2 separate regions of the Homo sapiens genome follow, and region 2 is linked to region 1. The links are chromatin loops, found by intact Hi-C in ENCODE. Cell type or tissue: Caco-2. All regions are shown on one strand. Links, peaks and the distances in the headings refer to the core of each region. The heading gives the core; the rest is flanking DNA.

The links. A loop is a pair of places that touch in the nucleus more often than their neighbours do. Peaks named below come from ENCODE experiments on the same cell type or tissue, not always from the same donor. Only the 100,000 strongest peaks of a DNase experiment are listed, where the experiment ranks them.
Region 2: it touches region 1 in a loop (7-fold over the local background); 3 of 110 quality-filtered maps call a loop at or near these places.

What each region holds. Positions count from the first base shown.
Region 1 is chr9:116,342,754-116,350,753 of GRCh38, forward strand. PAPPA (pappalysin 1) reads left to right here. Exons shown (of 22, transcript NM_002581.5): 14 at 1,790-1,958; 15 at 4,273-4,456. The region is part of intron 1 of PAPPA-AS2 (PAPPA antisense RNA 2); the gene reads right to left. Among named protein-coding and RNA genes, the nearest start is that of PAPPA-AS2, 17 kb to the right of the region's middle. In Caco-2, for the core only: no CTCF peak of the experiment used is centred there; a DNase peak (open chromatin) is centred at 3,228.
Region 2 is chr9:116,393,337-116,408,608 of GRCh38, forward strand. PAPPA (pappalysin 1) reads left to right here. Exons shown (of 22, transcript NM_002581.5): 22 at 3,173-8,985. The coding sequence ends at 3,280. PAPPA-AS1 (PAPPA antisense RNA 1) reads right to left here and starts at 7,270. Exons shown (of 1, transcript NR_103711.1): 1 at 4,821-7,270. RefSeq lists an enhancer at 2,100-2,599. In Caco-2, for the core only: no CTCF peak of the experiment used is centred there; no DNase peak of the experiment used is centred there.

The sequences.
Region 1 (8,000 bases), core at 1-8,000:
AAGCCTTGAGGTTCTAGATGTAAATCATCGGTGCATACGATAGGCCAGGTGTTGGGGGTAGACACAGTCAGAGAGGCAAAAGTCAGAGAAAACTGCCCCCTAGAAGCTTTTACTGTTAGGCAGAATCAACCTCTTTAAAGTGTTTAAGAGCTATTGCAAGGCATCATCACCATTGGTTTCCTGCCATTTAGGAAACATCTGCAAGGAATTTTTATTGGCACTGCAAAGTACACCAAGATGAAATAGGCATTTTCTCTGCCCTCAAGGACGTTCTAGTCCAGAAACATGGGACAAGGTTAACAACAAGGCCTTTGGAGTCACCCCTCTGGATGGGCACTTAAACAAGTAACCTAATCTTGCCAGTCCCCAATTTACCCAACTGTAAAATGAGTAACGCTTAGCTCATAGGGTTGTTGTAAGGATGGAGTGAGCTCATGTATATAAGCAATCAGCAAATAGTAACTAATGTTATTGAGTGCTTGCCTAACTATAATACAAGGGGAATGATCATCCAAGAATGAGGATTTCATGCTGTTTCTGTTTGCATCCTTAAAGATTAGCCTGCAATCTGTTATGTTCCACTGGCACTGAGGAACTGAGTTTTTAATACATCAAACATGAGGCAACAGCATTATAGAAAGAAGGGTAGAATACCCATGAGGGTGCTTGCCGAGGGACACAAGAGAAAGCTTCCTATGGAAATTTGCATGATGCTTAGACCTAAAGAACGGGTGGAATTCAGACTGGCAGAAAGGTAGAATTCAGAGTTGCAGCAAGATGCAAGACATAGTCTCTGTACAACTCCACTAATGATGTGTAAGTTATCTTACAGTTTATAAAAGACTTCTACCTCCATCACCTCAGTTGAGTCTCGTGGCTATATGAGGTTGGCCAAATTTAAGAGTATACCGAAGCTCAGAGATGTGATGTACTTTGCCAACTAGGTAATAGAGCATAGGTATATTTACAACATCAGCTACCACTTATTTTTATTTATTTATTTATTTATTTATTTATTTATTTAGAGATGGAGTTTCACTCTTGTTGCCCAGGCTGGAGTGCAATGGCGCAATCTCAGCTCACTGCAACCTCCACCTCCCAGGTTCAAGCTATTCTCCTGCCTCAACCTCCTGAGTAGCTGGGATTACAGGCGCCTGCCACCACGCCCAGCTAATTTTTTGTATTTTCTTTTTTAGCAGAGGTGGGGTTTTACCATGTTGGTCAGCCTGGTCTCAAACTCCTGACCTCGTGATCTGCCCATCTCAGGCTCCGAAAGTGCTGGGATTACAGGCATGAGCCACCGCGCCCAGCCCAGCTACCATTTACTGAGTGCTTAGTATATGCCAGGAGTTCTGCTATGCGTTTTTTTCTAAACTGATTTAATTCTCAAAATGATCCTTGTAAGTGGGTACTCACAAAATAGAAAAAGGCTTTTGCTCAACCTGGTGCCTGGTAGAAAAATGCAATAAATATTCACTGTAATCATGATGATCCCTTTCTCACAAATGGAAAAACTGAGGCTATTCAAGGTTTAAATCTTGATAACATACAAAGCTTTCAAGTGGCAAGATTTGAACTCTGGTTTGTCTGTTGCCATAACTTGTGCTCTTAATGAGAAACTTTAATCGCTGCCTCTAGAGTCATCTTCACCCTAGCCAGCACCCCTTTCTGTCCTCAGTCTCAAGCCCCCTGAAATCTTGGAGAAAGAGGCTCTTAGCCTTTATCTTCCAACTGAGCATAGCTGTCCTGTGAGGAGACTCCTTCTTCCCCTCGTTTCTTTCCTCCCCAGCTGCGTGCACTTCGCATGTGAGAAAACTGACTGTCCAGAGCTGGCTGTGGAGAATGCTTCTCTCAATTGCTCCAGCAGCGACCGCTACCACGGTGCCCAGTGTACTGTGAGCTGCCGGACAGGCTACGTGCTCCAGATACGGCGGGATGATGAGCTGATCAAGAGCCAGGTATGTGCAGGTGCTGAGCTCAGAGCCTCTCTGCAGCCCAGGGAAGGCTTACTGGGTGTTAACCATGTTCTCTGCTAAATACCCAGCAGCACTTAAAATAGTGCTGCCACATAGTAGGTGCTCAATAAATATTTATTGATTAAATGAATGCATGAATGAATCAATTAACCAAGCAAGCAGTCTGGAATCTCTAAGAAAAAGGGTTCCTGTGCAGAGTAGTGTTCCACACAATACTTACCAATGTTTTTGTGTAGGTTGCAAATCTCCAAGACCATGGGGCTGAGTATTTTGGAATGAATATCTTACAGTGAGAACATAATTGAATGGGCTGCTTTATGACAAGGTGAGCCCTCTGTCAATGAGATGCTCATTCATTCACTAATTCATTGCAAAGCATCTGTTCACTGGAAATTGGATGCTATAGTAAGTACTAAAGAAAAAGAAGCCATTAAGACAAATCGAGTCCTTCTTCTGAAGGAGCTTAGTGCCTAGTGGTGGAGGAAGAGTCAGACAACTCATTAATGATGACCCCACTGTGTGATAAATGCTGTCAAGGGAATTGTAGGGTGTTGTGGAGGCACAGAGAGATTCAAGGGAGGTGCCTTGGAAAAGTGACATGGAAACAGCTAACTAGACAGATCAGCAAAGGGGTGTGTGTTGGGGAGAAGGAAGAAATATATGTAGTAGGCACAGGCATGGATAGTATGTGGAAGCACATTGATGAGAAAAAAAAAAAAAAAAACATGCCACAGATTTTTTTGTTTGTTTGTTTTCTTTTTCTGTACTCACCCAAGCAATGAGGCTGGAAGGGCCAGCTGAATCCACTGGTGCAGGGCCTGTTGATTTAGTCAGGAAGTGTGGGGTTGATCTTCAGGACAACAGGGAGCTGTTGCAGGAAATGACATGGTCAGATCCTGGTTGACAAAGTCTCTTCTAGATACTCCATGTGGGTGTAGCTTGGAGTCTAGCAGTAAGACTGGTAGCAGGGAGACCCCCTCCCTCAGACAGTCATCAAAGGAGTCATGGAAGATAGGACGTGTCCTGCGTGAGATTGGTGGTAGTGAATGATTTGGAGTGATGTGACAGAATGTTGCTTCAGCAAGATGGTGCTGTAATGTCCCAGGTGGGGCTTGGGGGAGTGGGACAGGTTGTCCTGGGATTTGAGGATTTCTGTCACTAAATGTAGCATTTTCCAGGGCTGGTCAGTGGACTTTGCCTTCAAACTGCAAGCACACAGGGCACATTCCTTACTGCTGGGAATGCCTATTTGTACAGAACTTCTGGACTTGCTCTTCTTAGACACCTACTTCCGTGTGTCAGACTTGGCAGGCCTGAACTCCTGTAGAAACAATTAGACTGTTTTGGCAGTGAGGGACCTCACTCAAGCACACATCCCTTTGATGTGTGCTTAAGAGGGAAAATGTCCTTTGCTTTTAAAATCCCAGATCAACGTTTGGCATCTCCAGTCCCTAGGATTTAGCGGCTTCCTCCTTGAATGAAAGCCTCCAGGCTGCAATGATTGTCCATCCCTTGACTCCGTAGCATGGTCTTGCCCTCCACCCAGCTCCACCATCGTGTAGTTTGGTTCAAATCTCCATTTACTCTTTCATTTTTCCTAGGCTTTTTTTTGTCTTTGTACCCTTCTCTCTTGACTATTGAGCCGCCAAATCTGAGAGTAGGGAGTGGATCTTTGAGCAGTTCATGAGTTCAATCCATCCATTTTGCCAAAGGGAGAACTCAAGTAAGGAAAAGGGACTTGCCTGTGGTCTCATAACATGGAGGAAAAACATGGAGGTCTCCTATAGCCATGGAGAGTGCCTACTGTGTGCCAAACACTACAACAAGTTCCTAGTAACTCCTCTAGAGCTAATAAAAGACATACAAATCAACACTTGATGTCCTACCATTGAACTGTATTTCACAGTCTGTTTTGTGAAAGAAGTCATCATGCCCTGTGAGGTCTCAAAACCTCAAGATTCTCATCAATAAAATGGAAATCGTGATCTGGGAGGCACTATAGACAGCAGTTAAGAGCATAGCCTTTGGACTCAAGTCCAACTTATCCTTTTCCCAGCTGGTTAACTTAAGGCTGATCATGTAATGTCTCTGAGTCTCAGTCTCTGTGTCTTTGAGATCTGAAATATGTAATTCATGGAGTTATTGGGATCATTAAAAGTGAGCTAACGTTAAACACTAAGCATTGGTCTCCTAGTGCCTGGGCGAGACTCTGAGCCGTCACCTTGGGAAGAAGGGTATTTCTCCACATCTAGAGCTCAGTCTGCCACTCCTCACTATGCACGACTCTGCCTTTCAGACGGGACCCAGCGTCACAGTGACCTGTACAGAGGGCAAGTGGAATAAGCAGGTGGCCTGTGAGCCAGTCGACTGCAGCATCCCAGATCACCATCAAGTCTATGCTGCCTCCTTCTCCTGCCCTGAGGGCACCACCTTTGGCAGTCAATGTTCCTTCCAGTGCCGTCACCCTGCACAATTGAAAGGTATCAAGAACGCCTTCCCCAGCTCAGCCTTCCTTTGTCTATGGGAAACCTAGAAGCTGCATCCAGGCCCTCTTTCTGGGTCTCAAACACCAAGGGTGGGATGGGTTTTATCTATGCTCCTGACTTCTTCCTACTAATTGTATTTATGTAAACTGCCCTGCTATGCAGATAAGAAAGAAAAAAGAGTGTATGGATAATTATGACAGTGAAGCCCTTTCCAAGACCTTGGAAATCTTGCAAAAAAGAAAAGAAAGAGAGGATAAAAGTGAAGAAGGGAGGGAAGAAGGAAGAGAGAAAAAGAAAAAAAAGTTACATTTGGGACTGATGAAACTAATTCACTCTGTATGATTAGGGCCAGTAAGCCTTATGAGGTAAGCGTTACTATTATTCCCATTTCACAGATGAGGAAACCAAGCCTCAGAGGGTTTAAAGAACTTGCCCAAGGCTGCACCATCAGTGGTGGGGACCATATTGAAACCCAGGTCTGTTGTTCTCCAATGCTGGCTGCCACTCATTAAGAGGGGCCAGCTGGGCAGAGAAGAGCAGATATGGACAGGAAGCATCTGGCATCCTCCTGAGCTAGGCACCAGGGCTATTGAGGGGAAAAAGACACTGGCATACCAGAGAAGAGGTCACATTTTAGAAAAAAGTGAGTAGCTGGCCTGGGTGTCCTAGAATGCTGGGACTAGATGTGGAATGTGTTAATAACTCCAGACTAGGAAATCATACTTCTCTCAATCAATCAGAGGCTTTTGGGAAAGGGAGGTGTATAAATTAACATTGATTATTACAGACCTCATTGTGGCTAATAATAATACTTAATCAAAATGATGCAGATCCTTCCACTGCCAACTGTTGTTGGGGAAGTGTGACCTGGCTGGGGAGACAAGGCCTTAGGAGGACCATCATTTTGACAGTTGGTGATCCCAACTTTGCTTTTCCTTTGACCATACAGGGAAATATCTCTCTATTTCCATATTGATCAACTAGGACCAATTGCCACTTCATGCAACTTGGTTGTCAGCATCATCTAGTGTTCAGAGTACTGTGCTGAGGCTTCTGCTTGGATCTACTGGCAGCAAGGACTGGGCAAAGGTCCTGCTGCCTTTCTCTTGAACTTGATATTGCCACCTAATTTGCCCTCCCACCCTCATCTCAAGCCAGGGGGTAAAGAGGTGATCAATTTCAACTTTCCTTCTTTTACTTGCTTCCCTTTTCTCCTTTCTACCTTTTGTTTTTCCTTTGATCATAACATAGTTTAAGCAAAAAGGACAACAGTTTTTTTAAAAAAAACTTTTATTTTAAGCTCAGGAGGACATGTGCAGGTTTGTTATATAGGTAAATTTGTGTCATGGAGGTTCATTGTACAGATTATTTTATCACCCAGTTATGAAGCCTGCCTTAATACCCTTTAGCCATTTTTCCTGATCTCCTACCTCCTCCCATCCTCTTCCCTGTGATAGGCCCCAGTGTTAGTTGTTCTCCTCTATGTGTCCATGTGTTCTCATTATTTAGCTCTCATTTATAAGTGAGAAGATGCAGTATTTGTTTTTTTGTTCCTGCATTAGTTTGCTAAGGATGATGGCCTCCAGTTCCATCCATGTTCCTGCAAAGGATATGATCTCATTCTTTTTTATGGCCACATAGTATTTCATGGTGTATATGTACCACATTTTCTTTATTCAGTCTATCATTGATAGGCATTTAGGTTGATTCCATGTCTTTACTATTGGAAATAGTAAAAGCACTAATTTTAAACAGGCAATAAATAATAATGATAATAATGACCAGCTTGAAATCCTTTCTGCCCTCAGTTTTTGCCCCACCTGGCCCTCTCCTCTATTTGTACCTCTTGTCCTTCTTAATCTGTCTTCTTCCTCTGTACTTCCGTTAAAGTCTACCCCTTACCAAGTCTACCCCCCTGCTCCTTGCAATCCCCCCGTACCAGCCCTTGGCTAATGCAGCCAGTTGATTGAGTGATTGTCCTTATTCCAGTCCAGCTAGTGCATTTTTGTTTCCTCCAAACAATATAGTGGCCAATATTCTTTCACATTCTAACATGCTAGAGATGGACAAGAACTCAGAGACAGCTTTGGTTTAGGGACAAACAAGTTAGGTGATTTGTTCAAGGTCACAGATAAATTCATACTTTATGCATTCAACAAATGGATACCGAGGACCTACTATTCGCTCAGCAGTAGGCTAGGCTCTGGGAGTAACGAATATACAAGATACAGCCCTTGCCTTAGGATCTAGAAAGTGCCAACACCATGAGGCAAGTGCTTAGAATACCAGATTGAAGGTCTAGTATTTCTCTCCTTGAGTTCTGTTCTATGTTAATTTTAATCTTTACAGCACTCCCAAAGAGACTTGATCTCCTGGGTAATCTTTTAAATGAAGTAATAAAAATAAGTACCTCTCCTTTGACACTGCTACAAGTTGACAATTGTTTTAATGCTCATTAGAGATTGGAATTTCCTTACCCACATTTGTAGACAGGCTGGGCAGGATGTATTTTTCTGCATTAAAAGATGAACAAGTGAACTTACAGGGTCCCAAAACTTGACGGACCCAAAACTTGATGGAATCTAATCTCTAATATCAACACCTCTATGAAGAGACGTTACCCTCTACCAGGAACTTCAGGCTCAGACATGCCTTCACTTCGTGTCTTGAGTCATGTTCCCCCAGGAAATACGGTGGGGGAATGAGGACAGGAGACATGGAACTGACAAAAGTCAACAGGCTCTCTTCTAAAGCAAGTTGCCACTGTGGGCAACTAGAGCTCAGTCCCTCTGGGAAACTCTGGGAGACGGTGGAGAACATGCCTCCGAGTTATTGCAACTCTGGAAACTGGCACATGAATCCAACAACTCCACCATTAGTTTAGTGGTGCTTCCAGGGGCATTAACTCCTTGGTACTTTAAACTCACCCTGCATATGGACAGAGTAAGCATCAATGACCAGTATAATAAGCATCCATGAGCAGTATAATAGCCCTCAGGCAGAGAGTTGGCAGTGCAGTAAGCATCTTTCACAGTATACAGGCCAGTGCCAAGAAGACAAACGAAGGGCACATCATGTATCATACCCTACTTTCTTCAAAGCCACATTGTAGATGCAGGGTAGTGGCTACAGCTGGTGCACAGAAATACTGCCCAGTTGAAAACTCTCTTGGAGTTTGTTGCAGGGGTGGGGGGACATATCCATGGTCCTGAATCACCAGTGCCTGCTTTAGCTGTGGTGCACTGCTAACTTCTATTCACCCTCTTCCAGAAAGCACATTTCTGGTTTGCATTTTCTCTCTTGATTAACATTTTGGAAACTTTATGTTCTCTTGTCACAGAAAACCACGACTTTCACTTCATAATTTACCATATACATAGCTAATACAATGTACTTTTTAAGAGTCCCAACACCTTTTCCACAGATATGTTATCTCTCTTAGGCAATTTGGAGAGGGTGTGCTTCCTGTACTTTATATACAGCTCCCCTTCCCACTAACCTTGTGCATTAGCTGGGCACCCCAAAGCAATGACTGCCC
Region 2 (15,272 bases), core at 1-8,000, 51 kb after region 1:
AGAAGGGAAGTAACTTGTCCAAAGTCACCCAGCAACTGACTGTAAAAGTGGAGGCTCCCTGACTTGTATTCTGCCTGCATATTCATGCATTCATTTGTTCATTCATTCATGGGTCATTGAATGCATAAAGACTGAGTTCAATAACAGTCATGGTCCCTGCCCAGAGTGAGCTGACATCGAAGTAAAGAAGTAATTCAGTATCAGAAGGGTGCAAAAATAAGATGCTGTGATATGGTATGAAGGTGATGGTGCTATTAGGTTGGTGCAAAAGTAATTGCCGTTTTTACCATTACTTTCAATGGCAAAAACCACAATTATTTTTGCACCAACCTAATATCTTTGGTCAGACTACTGAGGGAGGTAGTGATACTTGCGAAAAGACCTGGACAATGAAAAAGAGCTGGCCAGGGAAGAGCAGTCAGAGTGGAGGGCCATTAGTGGCTAAGGACACAAAAGTAGGAAAACAGAGTATCTGGGGAACCAATAAATAAAGAAGCCACTGAGAGTGAGGAGGAGAAGGAAACCATGTAAGATCTGAGACTTATGTAGAAATCAGATCATGCAAGGCCTTGAACTTGTGGTAAGGACTTTGGATTTTATTCTAAGACATATAATTTTTTGAATGTTTGCCTTGAGTGAGGTGCAGCAGAAAGCACAAAAGATAAAGCAGACAGACATGAAACCATCCCTCATGGGTGTTTGAGCTCAATGGGAAAGTGTTACAGACAGAATATTAGAGAAGACATTAGAGGTAACTGGATCGTGCTAATGATAGAATGAGAGCAAGGGTAGGAGACGGGGATGGATAAAGCATGGGGGAGTTAAGGACAAGGAGATTGTTCAAGTGTGGAAGGTGGGCGGTGGGGGACAATAGGCAGGAAAGATCGTGAAATACGAGTGAGGGAGAAATCTGATTCAGCATATATGTATTTGGCACTGAGCATCTCAAGGGTGTTAGGCCATGTGCTGAGGCTTTTGCATGTTTCTTCTTGCTTGATCCTCAGAAAAAATGCAACATGAAATATGGTATTTTAAAAATCCTCCTTTCATAGATGTAGAACCTAAGATCATGACAGTGGAGGGATTTTCCCAAAATCATTCAACGAGTATGAAGCAAACAAGGATCCCAACCCAAACCTTTTGGCTTTCATGATAGTACTTTCCACACTCTACCCCAGTGGTTGGATTTTGACTTGGCTTTGCCCTCAGTTTCCCTGTTTGGACTGGGGGGTTTTCTCTCTATGCCACTTCCAGTTCTAATATTCTGTGCTTCTCTTCAAGGTAAAATGAATAGGGGCAAATATTCTAGATTCTAGATGGAATATCCTAGATGTATTCCACAAAGTCACAGAGGATGGAAAGTAAATGTCCTAAACAGAGAACAGCAAGTAGCTGTGAGCAAGAAGAGAGGTGCTGCTTGGAAAAGGGGACGGTGGAAATGCTTACCACAGCATCAAGCACTTATGAATTTAAATTGAAAAGAGAAACAAAGACTTGTGGTAGCCATAAGTACAAAGAGTCAGAGAGAGATGGATCAATGAATACAAATTTATTCATTCTGTGGCTTAGGGCCTGTGAAAACAGGAATAAACAAGATTGACCTGGTCCCTGCCTTATGGGCCACAGAATTGGTGGGAGGATAGACCAAAAAAATAAAGGAGAGGGAGCGGGAGAGAGAAAGAGACAGAATAATTGAGCACTTAGCATATGTCAAGCACTGTGTGAGGTGTTTTCATGAGTTATTTCATGTATTCCTTATCACAACCTCAGGAGGTCTACACTTTTATTTTTCCCATTAAATGAATGAGTTCATTGAGACTCAGAGAAATTGTCACATGTTCAAGGTCACATCTCAAGTAGATGAGAGAGCTGGGGCATATACTTAAATCTTTCTGATGTTCCATTCTACATTTTAAATTATTGCAAACTTTCAGGATGGAGAGAGGTTGGGAGGGAGGGAAAGAGGTCAAAGAGGCAGAGAAAAAAGAAGAGGTAGACATTGAGAATGAGTCCACAAGTACATGAGAGAGAAGGATAGAAACAAAGATTCTCTCTGAGACTACGTGACCACTTGGAGACCCTGCCCAGGCAGGAGGCAAATGAGGTCATTAAATCCATCTGCGCAGATGGGAGGCTCTCTGGGGAAAGTTATATGCAAATGTCATGATGCAATGAGGTGAAATCTACTTGCGTTAGTTCAGGTGGGGACTCAAGCAGGAACTGCACTGTGCTCTTTGGAAAGATAGATTATCTCCTGGATGGGGAAGACACTCACTCTGTTGGGCTCTTCCTATCAGTTTGCAGAAAGGAAAGCTGGCCAAGGTCACAGAGCACATGAAGGAACGAACTGGCAACTGTATTGAACTCAGTTCTCTCACTTGTTCGTATGCTAAAATCTGCTTCCCAGGTCCTTCAAATTTGGTGCAAAACCACCATGCGATCTATTCCCTACTCAGGATTCCAAGCCTCCCAGAAGGTGGTCTAGCTTCCCTGAGACATGCTTTTTGTTTTCATCATTGCCTACTAAAGTCAAAGTGACCAGTATGTGCAGAGACTTATGTTTTCTCAAAAGACACTTCCACATCCTTTCTTTCACTTGATCACTTATACATCAGATATTCCATTACACAGTTCTATTAATCAACTTTGCTACAGTGCACGACAATTTTCCACCCATGATTTTACTCAGCTCCTATAGTTTAAAATACAAAGTGGGTCTTATTATATCAGCTCTACATAGGGACCTGAGGCTCTGAGATAAGTAAGTAGCTTGTTTTACTTTAAATACCAGACTTGACACTTATTATTACTTTTGGCAAATTCTTATTCCTTTCTGAGCTTCAGTTTCCCCATCAATAAAAGGGTGATTGTTGCAGCATCTGTCTTATAGAGTTGTCAAAAGTGTTTTCTTGTTTGGAAATCACTGAGTACATTGCCTTACCCCATAGCAAATGCCTGACCCATAGCAAGTGCCTCTGCAAATGAAAACTGCTGTGATTATGATCATGGTGTGCTCGATAAAAGTTATCACCAGGATAGCAAGAAGCAGAGCCATAACTTGAACTTGAACCTTCTGCTCCTCAAATCCAGTGATTGTATCCCTGCGCTGCACTGCCTTTCTGATCATTACTGCTTCAGACCAAATCACCTGATTCACTTCTTCTTTCTGCAGGTCACCCCATTCCCTATGTCCTGTGATCTACAAGGTGACTGTGCTTGTCGGGACCCCCAGGCCCAAGAACACAGCCGGAAAGACCTCCGGGGATACAGCCATGGCTAAGGAAGGACAAGAAGTTGTCAAAGAATTCCCAACGCCAGGACCCACATCCCTTTGGTATTGATTTCACAGTCAGCTGCTCAACGGAATGGCCTCTCCACACCAGGGATCCTTAGCACCCAACCGGTCTGCCTTTAATTTTACCCAGGAAGGACTCACATTGGGGCGAATGAACCAAGTTTCGCCATGCTGGATGATGAAATGGATTCCCATCCCAAAGTCTGAGATGGATTGCATATACAGTGTGCAGTCCCAGAGCCTCCTAAAATTCTAGCCATTTGTCACACAACCACAGCAAGAAACGTGTTCTATATCTAGAGTGTGCCCATCTGTGTTTAGTACACATGCATGCATACACACCCATACAAACATCTGTGTGAGGGCAGTTCTGGAGATGAGCAGAGAGAGACCGGAATAAACTCAATCTTTTCTTTCCCAAGCTCCTAGCCAACACTATCCTTGGGAGAAAGAAATTTGCAGAAACTGCTAAGACCAAGTGTGGAGATGTCAAGCTAGTTCACACTCTGAGGCTCAGAATATGTAGGACATGCACAATTGTGCAGTCCTTTGGGATTGGAAGTGAAACAGTCTGTGATCCCCTACCTTCTAGGGAACTAGGACCTAGGAAGAGGTAAAGATTATCAGGTATGCAAAGCGCCCCAATTCTTCTGCTGCCATGGGGGATTTTACCCCAACTCCAGGGTTCGAGGCCAATCTGAGAATGGCTTAGGATTGCAATGTCAAGGTATTATATCAGCCCCTTGCTTGAGGCTTGAGGTCATAATATCCCTCTAGGACTTACCTGTTCCCCCAGATCTTGCCTTGGGACCACATTTGCTGCTACTTTTCCTGCTGCTCTATCCTATACATTGAATAATCCAAGATGGTAGAACTAGGTTAGGAAAAATTCCACACAACCAAACAGTCTGCCTTAAAAGTGACCCACATTTTTCCATAGCTCCTCACTTTTTAGCCCTTCTGCAAGAGAAAAACCCTCATGGGTCCACATGGTGAGAAGTTAAGTTTCCTGTAAGTGGGCCTCTCACCCTGGAAAGGAGTTGAGGGACATCAGATGCTGGAACCCTCACTGAAAGTCCAGAATGTCTAAGCCAGTGTTAGATTTTGTAAACAAGTGGAACAGTGTTAAATTTCTATGATGTTGGAGCCATCCAGAGACTACTGGAATTGTCGAGACTTTTGGATTATTATCCTTATCCTTATCCTAATCTTCCTAGCCCTTCAGGCTAGAGTAGGCTTTGATCCTGAGAACCTTGCTGTTGCTCTGAGGAGATATAATTCTGGGAGAAAGAATCTTTTATAAGAACAGTACAGATTGTTCTCAAGAGGGCCATCAGAAGGAAGCCAAAGAGTTCACAGCCTCAGCACCAACAACTCAACATGGTCATCATGTTTTCTATATGGTTTTTCCAGCTAGCAGTACTCCCTTCCATACCTGTGACTGGGCAGTGCTTTTCTCTCTCCCATGTCTAGCCTCCAAAAGTTAAGTGAAAATTAGTCAACTGCACGTGGAAGCCCCCACCACTTTGGGGATCTCTTTATTTCTTTTCAGCCAGGGACCTGTCCACTCCCTTTGAATTAATATGGGAAGAAATTAATACAGGATGAACTGGAGAGAAGGGTTGAGTGTGGCATACTTTCTGAAACCTGGAGCTGGGAATTGCGGAGAAGGGAAGGTCTAGACTAGTTACATCACATAGGGATTACTGTAAATCAAGTCATCTCAAGTCTAGTGAAGACAGCCAACAGAAACAAAACCTAGCATAGGGATAGAAAATACCATGCACGTGTGCAGCCCCACCTAATTCCTGCATCCAAGGCAGGTGTTGTTAATCTATCATAGCACTTAAAAAAAAAAAAAAAAAGAGACCAAAAATAACTTTAGGAACCACCATATTATATCACTCCCAATAGCACTGACCTGGTGATCAAAAACACTTGAGAAGACATCTATTGGCCATCTCTGGCCAATTACACTAAGAAACATATCAAGGTGCTTTTGGCACAGGTGCCCACAAATACGGATGCAGTGCTGAGATAGTTTATGAGACTTGTACCATTTCACAAACTCTGAAATTGGGTTCCATATTGGCAAGGCTGCCACAGTTGTTAAGAATAATCCTCTATGTTTCTTCCTCACAAAACCATATCTCATTTATATCCAGACCATTACTTCACTATAATTACAAGGACAAATTATTAGCAAGAAATAAGAATAGTATTAGAAGAATTGATCCTATTTTGAACCCCTCTCCAGTATCTTCACACTCTTGTCAACTCTCCAGGCCTCTCTCTTGCCCTGAGTTATCAGCCTGTGTGGTGTTAACTACCTTAGAAGGTACAAGCTAAGAAATGTAACAGTATCAACCCTCCCAGTTGCTTAATTATACCCATAGGTAATACAAAAAGCTCTGAAGACCCAAAGATGACATTACTAATGATGTGATTTCAGGAGCCACAGAAGAACCTTACCAGCTTCCCTCAAATCAGTCCTTATCCTCTTTCTATCTTCACTCCCATCATCATCTATTTTCACACTATCCAGCTAAGCAAAGATTCCTGGAGGCTGACTTGTATCTTCAGACTCACAGAGTGAATTCAGCTCTTCTGAATCAAGACCCACCCAGTCTCTTTCATTCAGACCTGTTGCTAACAAATTTATATTTGCCAAGGATATTAGGCAAAAGAGGCTACTTGATTGGTGGCCAACCTCGTGCCCACATGGAAGGTATCTTTAATAGGGTCTTTTCAAACCTTAGTGGAGGAGGGTCAGCTCAATTTGGGCAATGCATTTGTTCCCAGTTTCATTTTCTTCCTGGGAATTAACTCGTCATTTCATTCCTTCAGTCATCTTCTGTGTAGGTGACCGGAGCACTGAGAGGCAGCTCTGATGCACTATTGTGTGTCAGCAGCTCAAAGGCCCTAAAACACTGAAGGTTCTGCATCTGAAGTATTAGATTGTTAGCAGCAAAATATGAAAGATGAGGTGGACAGTCCTCTAAGCCCTATTTAGGGAAGCTTTTCCAAGCCACAATCTTAACTACCTACCCAAAGGATTTGCATTACCCCCAGATTCTGTGCCAACAACCTTTTAAGGAAATACAGTCCTTGGGAAATGAGTTTTGATGGTGAATTGGGGTGTTAAGGAAGGGAAAGATTGTCATAGATGGTAGGGCTTTGAAAATGCAGGGTATCAGCTGCCACTCCTGGCTTCAACACATTGAGTCACTGCCTAGACGGTTCTCTTGGTCTTATTCCCATCCTGGCCAATGCTTAAATACTATTTGTTGAAAATAATTCTTTGAGACAGATTTCAGCTACCTCCCTTCCAGGTTCGATTTAACTTGGTTGTAATTGTCAATTTGTTGTTATAGGTCTTACCTGTGTGAAAGAAAGAAAAAGAAAGAAAGAAAGAAAGAGAAAGGAAATTATAAGGTCAAGTTAACAGTTTTGAGGTTTTGTGTTTTTTTCTGGAACTACTTCAAGTGAGAAAATAAAAAAAAATGGTGACAAAGCTGTACAGATAGAGATAATAGAAGACAAAGAGATTAAAAGGAAATAAAAATGCATGATTAAAAACTAAGAATAAAAAACCTATTTTTATGTTTCCTAAAGGAAATTGTTTATTCTACAGCCTCAGTAGGTAGACACAAACATAAAGATTTCCCTAGAAGACATAGAGTGGGATTTGATAACACTGTCTGTTATTTTCTGTACATTGTGGTAGGTCCAGGAAATATGACATTTTCCCCCTTGATGTGTTATTGTTGTTGTTGGGTGGGGTGGGCATTTTGTTTATTTGTTTGGTGGCAATCAGTGGTAGTAGGGAGTGGGAGGGCTTATATTGGTTTTTCCAGCTATTAAGGGGACATATTGTGTCGTTGTGCTTTTCACGTTATAAAATGTTTATATTTACCAGTACAGCACTGGGCTTTATAAAGACTGCACTCAGAACCACACTGCACAGTCCAGTTTTTTAAAAAGCTGCTACATGACAGACAGGTAATCCCACTGAGTGAGTTTTGAGAAACAAATCAAACGAAGTAAACAAGAAACATAAAAACCAAATAGCAAATGAATAAAAGCCTGTTCTTGTAACTTATTCAACTTTTGCCAAATTCCTACCAATCACTTGCTTTTTAAAAGAAATGTATAATAGCCAAAAGAGAAATTATGTCCCTGTTGTACAGAAGTTAGAATTTTTGACTCCAGGCAGCAGTTTGCTCAGTGATCTTGAACAAGTTATCCAATTGCCTCTACATTTGCATCAGTTTCTCTAGCTGCAAAATGGGGATAATACTATATACCTACCTCACAGTGGGAGGGCAGGAGATTTTGAGGCCCTGAGGTTTTAGGTGGGCTGTGAGGGCCAACGCTTGACACAAAGTCCATGGGTTATTATTCAAGAATGCACAGGCCCATCGGCCTTTTAGAAAGACAAGACAGGGAGTGCTTGTTTGATATTTCAAGGAATAAAGCCGGAGCTCCTGAATTGTAGTCCACCTTAAAAGAGAGACCTGTATTGGAGAATATTTTATTTTTTTGGCAAATTTGATCTTACCCTTTACCAGTTCTATAATTTGGTTAAAAGCTGATTATGTCCTACAATGTCAAAGTCAGCTAACTGTCGTCTACTTAAGACTTCTGGTCATTTCCAACTTATAGAGGAAGGGAGTCTCTAAAATCTCTTCTTCAGAAGGCACCTCACTTCTCAGACTTAAAATTCCACATCAAGTGTTCCATTAAAAGAAGATAAGGCATTCTGAGTGCAAACAAATGGGGGCTTCTTAAACTACACACCAGCAGTCAGTGAGGAAAACTTTGAACAATTATTGAGTTGCTTTCTTGGGTCTCTATAATCAATAACCTGTCTGCAGATATCTATCTATATAAAGATATTATATATAAATATAAATTTACATATATATGCACATGTATATATAGTTGTACATATATGTGTGTATATATATACTTAAATGTAATATTTACAAAATAAAACTGTGATCTCGTCTAGAGAAAATGTATTCATATTACAAACTGCTCTTCCATATTTATGTACCATATTATACCTTTTTATTATTGTTATAATTATTATGGGTATTTCTAATTAATATGATGTTGAAACCTGTTTGGCACCTTCTGGAAGCTACCAAAAAAATGACACTCCATTGAAGTGCTTAAAAGCTGTTCTCATAAGAATTCTTCTGGCCTATTGTAAAAAAGAAAAAAAAAAAGAAAAAGAAGAAAGACACAAAGAAAATAATCTAAACACCAAAAACTAAACACAATTCCAATCCTTTTTCTGTACCTCACGCGCATAAATTTGCTGCTCCTATTTTTTTTTCTGTTTATGTGTTTTTATGGATCTAAGTTAAATCTTTTGGCAATATATAAAAATGTAAATAGTAAACTTTATTTATTAAGAATGTCATCTTTTTTAATTTATATTTACACAATTGTTCATCTAATTTATTTTTTCTATACAGTTTTAAATACTCAGACATATTTTGCTGTTCATGATATTTTTATCCTGTTCTCATGGATTTGTTTTCCCATACTGTTTTCTCTGATCTCAATTACAGGTTGGATCTCACAAATAATAATGTCAGAGACAGAAATATTTTGCCACTGTTGATTACTATACTTTAAAGTTCTATATTATGAAAATATATAATAGCTTGTACGCTTCAGTGTGTTGTTGTGTGGTTTTTGTGTGTTGCGGAATGATAAAGGGCTGTCATATATACACGCTAACATGGAGAGAGCCCTGGGGCCTGGAATTAGACAATCAATGATAGAACAAGATTTTATCCAATATATATCGATTCCTCTACAAAATTAATTCCTGAAAGTATCTAATTTTGCATATGCAAAAACTGAAAAACTTTCTTACATGTTATAAGAAAGTTCTGGGGAGCTAAAGCATATGTCACTCTTGGTTATATATTGCCTTTTGCACACAGCCTTTAATAATATACTTCCAGATGTAAACACTGGTATGGTCCAAAGACACAAACCAGTGCAGTGGTTCCCAAGTGCTAAGCTGTGGATCAGAGCTAGTTCATAACTAAGTTTTCATTTGTCTAAGGCAAAATGTGGGGTCAATTGTTCATTCTTGTGGAGTTCTATCTTTTAAGATGAACTCTTTCTTACTCTTCCGGTATTAAAATGTCATATTTTATATACATATATACACACAATATATGCATATGCAGGCTCATATATACATATATATATATATATATGTATCTCCACACACACACACACACACACACACACACATATATATAATTTTACATATGTGAAAATGAGCCTGCAGCTGGAACTGAAATGTTGCTGCTTTCAATCTGTCTAGTGTATCTCACTGTTCATCTTATCACTAGGTAGTAGCTATGAGATTTTTAGAAAATTATTTAATGGCTTTAAGATTTAGTTTTCCCATATGTGATATGGAAATAATAAAAGTATTTCATAAGGTTTTTGCTAGAATTAAATGAGATAAATATGCAAAGTGTTTAGAACAGTGCTGAACATATTATATTATCTCATTATGAGTAGTATGAGACCAGAATTACTTATGACAAGTAATAATACACTAATTTTTCTGATATCTACTTATTTTATAAGATAATAGAAACAAAATGCATGAATCATTCAAGAGCTTGCACAGGCATTTTATGTAGTAAATTTATTAGCACTGTCCACTGAGCTGCTAGCTGGCAGTACCACCATAAGGCAGGTCAAAATATGTGTTTATCTGCTGATAACTACATTTTGAATTTTTCACAAAAAGGCTGTGTGGGAACATCAATGTGAATTATGTGTAAGGGCAGGGATAGGGAAGTCAAGAACTACTCATAGTGGGGTGGCTTTTTTTTGGACTCTAAAAATATAACTCATGGAGAAACATTAGGGAGACTACTAAAAAAGAAAAAAAAAGTCATTGCTAAATTCTTCCAGATAACTGGTTATTTTCAAAGTAAAATAATTGACAAAAGAAAAATATTTTACACAGTTCTATTCAATGTGAAGATTGAAACAACATTTAGACAATAGGCTCCTGAAAAGAGGCAAATATTTCTCAAACAGAAAGATTAAAAGATGAGAGTTTTAATGTGGCTTTTTATATTCCTTGGTTTCGTCTGAAGAGACAAAAAGTCATGGGGCAAAGAGCTTCCTACTTCAAGATGAAAGATCTTTATCCCAGTATCTTCTTCCATCTTTCTCCAGCCCTAAACACACACACACATGGACACACACGCACGCACATACACGTACACAGACACACACACAGAGTAATGGAGAGCTCACTGGACTTTATTAATCTGTCAAATGGGAAATTATTTCTTTCTCACTTCAAAGTAGGCAGAAATATTCAGTATTTTGATTCATTTATATTTATAATGCAAGTTTTGGAGTTTGTCTATCCAAAAAAAAATAATGTTTCAGTTTAAAAAATTTGGAGGGGGCACTCTATTATGCTGCACTGGCATTAGTAAATCTATTCAGTTCTTAACCTTTAACACCAGAAATAAAAAGTTTGGACAAAAGCACAGACTCTCTAACCTTCAATCCATAAGAACCCTTGCTTCTTTGAGTAAATGCTTTAAATTCTAAAGGAATGATGTTTAAGGTGAGAAACAGCGGTGCTGTACAGAAGCATGAGTTAGCAATGGGGGAAACCAAGTTCAAGTACTGTCCACCCTGTGACTTGGGCAAGGCACTGACCTTTTCAGAGACAGAAGGAATTGGCAATGAGAAAAAGCAGGTGGTGTGTTTAAGCAAATGGAACCAGCAGGTGCGTCCTTCTAAGTAAGAAAAAGTGTGACACTTTCAAAGAACTGAAAAAAAAGCCAATGCGTTTAGACAGTAGAAAGGGTATCAGTGGCCCAACCAGAGGATGGAGAAGTCACTAAGAGCCATACAAAGGATTTGGGGCTCTATCTTAACAGCAATGCAGAGCTGCTGAACAATATTTAGAGATTTACATGGTCAGATTTGTGGTTGAGAAAGGTCCCTCGGGTGGCAGTGTGAAGGAGTTGACTGATTAATTTTAGATGTGTTTTTTTTCCTTCTTTTAATTAATAGACTGGGTATTTAATTAAAAACCTATTTCTTAAATAAGTTTTTAGTTCATAGAAAAATTGAGCAGGGAGTAAAATTCACATTAGATTTCAGTTTTAAACAATAAAATATTGGAACAGGAAAATCTAGCTATTTTCTAGGACCAGCTATCAGGAAAATATAGAAACCTAAGACCATGTGATCAGGTTTGTAGGCTTGCGAATTCAAACAATGTCCTTGATGACCCCTCAGTGATGTTGTCATAAGGTCTCAAAATGAGATAGGAAGGCTTTGGGAAAGGGGTCAGAATGGAATTAGGTGAGATCTGGGATCATAGCCTCTTACATGCTGTGTTACCATGCAGTGCTGGTAATGTTCTGTTTCTTGATTTGGGTGCTGTTTACACAATTCTGTTCAGCTTATGAAAATTCATCAAGCACTTAAAAGTTCACATGCTTTTCTGTATGTATATTATATCTCGATATGAAGAAGTTTTAAGAGAGTCATCCGCAAAATTTCTCCGTAGAAAGAAGACATTTTTTCAGAGCAATTGGGGGAAGGAGAATAAGACACCATTTAAGTTCAGCCACAAAAGTTGCCCCCCTATAACACCTTTTGTACTATAAAACTGGTATACAGGGGAAATGTCAAAGGGGAAATGTTAGCAAAGATTCCTTAAAATACAACAGTTTTATAATACAAAAGGTAGAGCAGGGAAGCAATGTGTGTTGGCATTGTGGAAGTATGAGTAGGTAGGAGTCCTAGTTTCCAGTTCTGCTATTCTGCTTTATAGCCCTGTGATCATTGACAAGTCACTTAACCTTTAAGCCTCATGACTCCTCATTTGAGCAATAGGGATAATGATTACCAAGATGAAGATGAGATGAGCTGTCTGAGCCTGCTGCTAACTGAACACCATGACGGAACACTAAGAGATGCTATGGAGAAGCCAGTGAAGAAGCAGCCAAAACAATGGAATTTATCCCCTGAGGAACCCCATCCTACCCCAAACAGAGCTAGACTAGTTTTTAATTTGCTTTACCCAAAGATATTCCATGTACTGACAATGAACCCCTGCCACCATATATCTTTTTTTTTTTTTTTTTTTTGAGACGGAGACTCGCTCTGTTGCCCAGACTGTGCCGTGGCACAATCTTGGCTCACTACAACCTCTGCCTCCCAGGTTCAAGCAATTATCCTGCCTCAGCCTCCTGAGTAGCTGGGATTACAGGTACCTCCCACCATGGCTGGCTAATTTTTGTATTTTTAATAGAGACAAGGTTTTGCCATGTTGGCCAGGCTGGTCTCAAACTCCTGACCTTCAGCAGTTCACTTGCCTCGGCCCCTCAAAGTGCTGGGATTACAGGCGTGAGCCACCGTGCCCAGCCCCTATATCCAATTTTGATATCTACTTTCTCCTACGCTGGGTTTTATATCCTTGAGGGGCTGCCTCAGATGTAATTGAATCAGTCAAACATTCTCAGAAATTTGGGCCACAGAATCCATTCTTCAAGTGCAAAATTTATTTGAAATGCCAAGTCAAAAGAGCTTCTCTAATCAAAGGGGATGGGGTAGCCCAATTCCTATAGCTCCATTCTATTTTCTTCAGAGCTTTGGGGTTCCAAAGAGCATGATGTAAAAGCAATTGGTCTAATCTACTCTGTTTTACAGACGGGGAAATTAACAGAGGTTTCATTCAGAATTTGAACTTGCCACTTGCCCAGAGCCCCTGAGTAGAAAACACAGTGACATCACTAACTAACTTGCCCCTGCTGCTACCTGGTACCTGGGCTCTCCCCACAGGGGTCTTGATGAAATGCAGAGATCTGTGGAGTCTTAGAAATCTGGGCTTCATGCCTAGGGACAAAATGAGGGGGATTTGAAGGCAGTGAAGGACCACAGTTTTTGAGATGCTCTGTTTTCTTTCTGCTTGACATGTAGCCCAGCCACAGACTACCCTGGGAGTGGGAAGTTTGTTATCTCCATATTTTTCTGAGGCTGGAACATGTATATTCCAGCCTGGACTACATGCTTAGCTGAATGTTTTTATTTCCCTCTTTAATCTTTGGCACTCCAAACAGAATTTTTCCCAGAGGCTGCGGAGATGGTGACCAAGTTTCTTAGACAACGTCTGGGTGTCAGCTTGTTAAAATCATATTAGAAATAGTTCTTTCCATATGTATACCACTTTATACCACAGAAAAACACATTTGTTAACTTATGAAAGTATTCATTTACTCAAATATTTTTGAACAATTGTTTATTGAGCATTATTATGCACAATTCATTGGACTAAACACTGATAAGAGTGGTGGCCAAGATAGACATCCACAGCCATTTTCCTTACAGAGTATCCAAATATTCCAAATACAAAGACAAGCAACTAGCTCATTGGAGTGCAATGTGTGAGGTGTTGCAAATGGGGAAACCCATTGCAGAATAAAATGGCCAATATTGCACGCAGAGAAAACAGCATGTGCAAAGACCAAACGGGTGAATTAGGGCATGGCTTGTTTGGGGAATAGTAAGTGTTCAGGCCACCAGGATCTCAATTTGGAAGAAGGGGAACAAGAAACCACACTGGGGAAGAAAGATGCCAGGTGATGTCAGAGAGTTAGAAAGAGACCAGCTGCCAAGAGCTTTGTAAATGCATGTCTTGGTTTGGGTTCCTTTGGAAGCCAACAGTATTAGTTCATTTTCATGCTACTAATAAAGGCATACCCAAGACTGAGTAATTTATAAAGGAAAGAGGTTTAATGGACTCACAGGTCCTCATGGCTGGGGAGGTCTCACAATCATGGTGGAAAGTGAAGGAAGAGCAACGGCATATCTTAGATGGTGGCAGGCATGAGAGCTTGTGCAGGGGAATTCCCATTTATAAAACCATCAGATCTCATGAGACTTATTCACTACCACAAGAACAGTATGGGGGAAACTGCCCCCATGATTCGGTTACCTCCACCTGGCCCAGCCCTTGAAACATGGGGATTATTACAATTCAAGGTGAGATTTAAACCCTATCACCAACTCTGAGGCAAAGGTTCAAGTACAGGTAGATTATCTGGATGATGATTCCAATGAGTACCAGAAGAGAAGAGGGCAAAGATGGTAAGGTCATGAAAAGAGGTAGTATTATCAAACACATTACTACTGTGATCAGCTGCAGCTTAATCACCCTGGGGACGAATTCTGTGAGCCAGGAGAAGACACACTCCTCAGAATTATCCCACCTGAGATGTTAGGAAGCTGGGGTATTTAATCCAATCATGCCCATCAGTGGTTGAGGGATTTCCCTGGGGCATTAATCCTCCAGCACATCTGTCTTACCTGCTGGTGGGCAGAGTGGGCTCAGGCCACCAGAGAAAGCTCTCAGGCAAAGAAAAATGAACAGTGACTATGGAAAGTCATACCAGAAGATATTACAGTGGCAACAAATATGGGCAGAGCTTCAGTGGGATCTGTTGCAGCACTAAAGTGGTTGGACACTATTGCAAGGGAGATTAGCAAACAGGGAAGAGTCTAAGAAAAGAGTTTTAGGAATAATTTTCAATTTTGAGGTAGATCCCTTCATGTGAAATAAAGATTGCAAGGGAGAGCCAGGATTCACTAGGACCAAATGGGAAGCAGGAGTAGTGGTGGAGGTGAGAAATGATCTGGTAGTGCTGAGGCAATGAGAAAAGGAAGTTGGGATCAATAGAGTTATACGAAGTAGTAGGATAGCATAAGTATACGGTTTATATAAAGGACTGAGAAAAAAAAAGAGACGATATGATTTAGGTAAAATGCACATACATCCCTGGGTGCTTAGGGGCCAAAAAAGTAGCCATAAAATATATAAAGGCCATGAGGAGTCATATCGATACCAATTCATTTTTCACAGAATAGGAGAATTGAGTGCAGGAGATATAGGCCA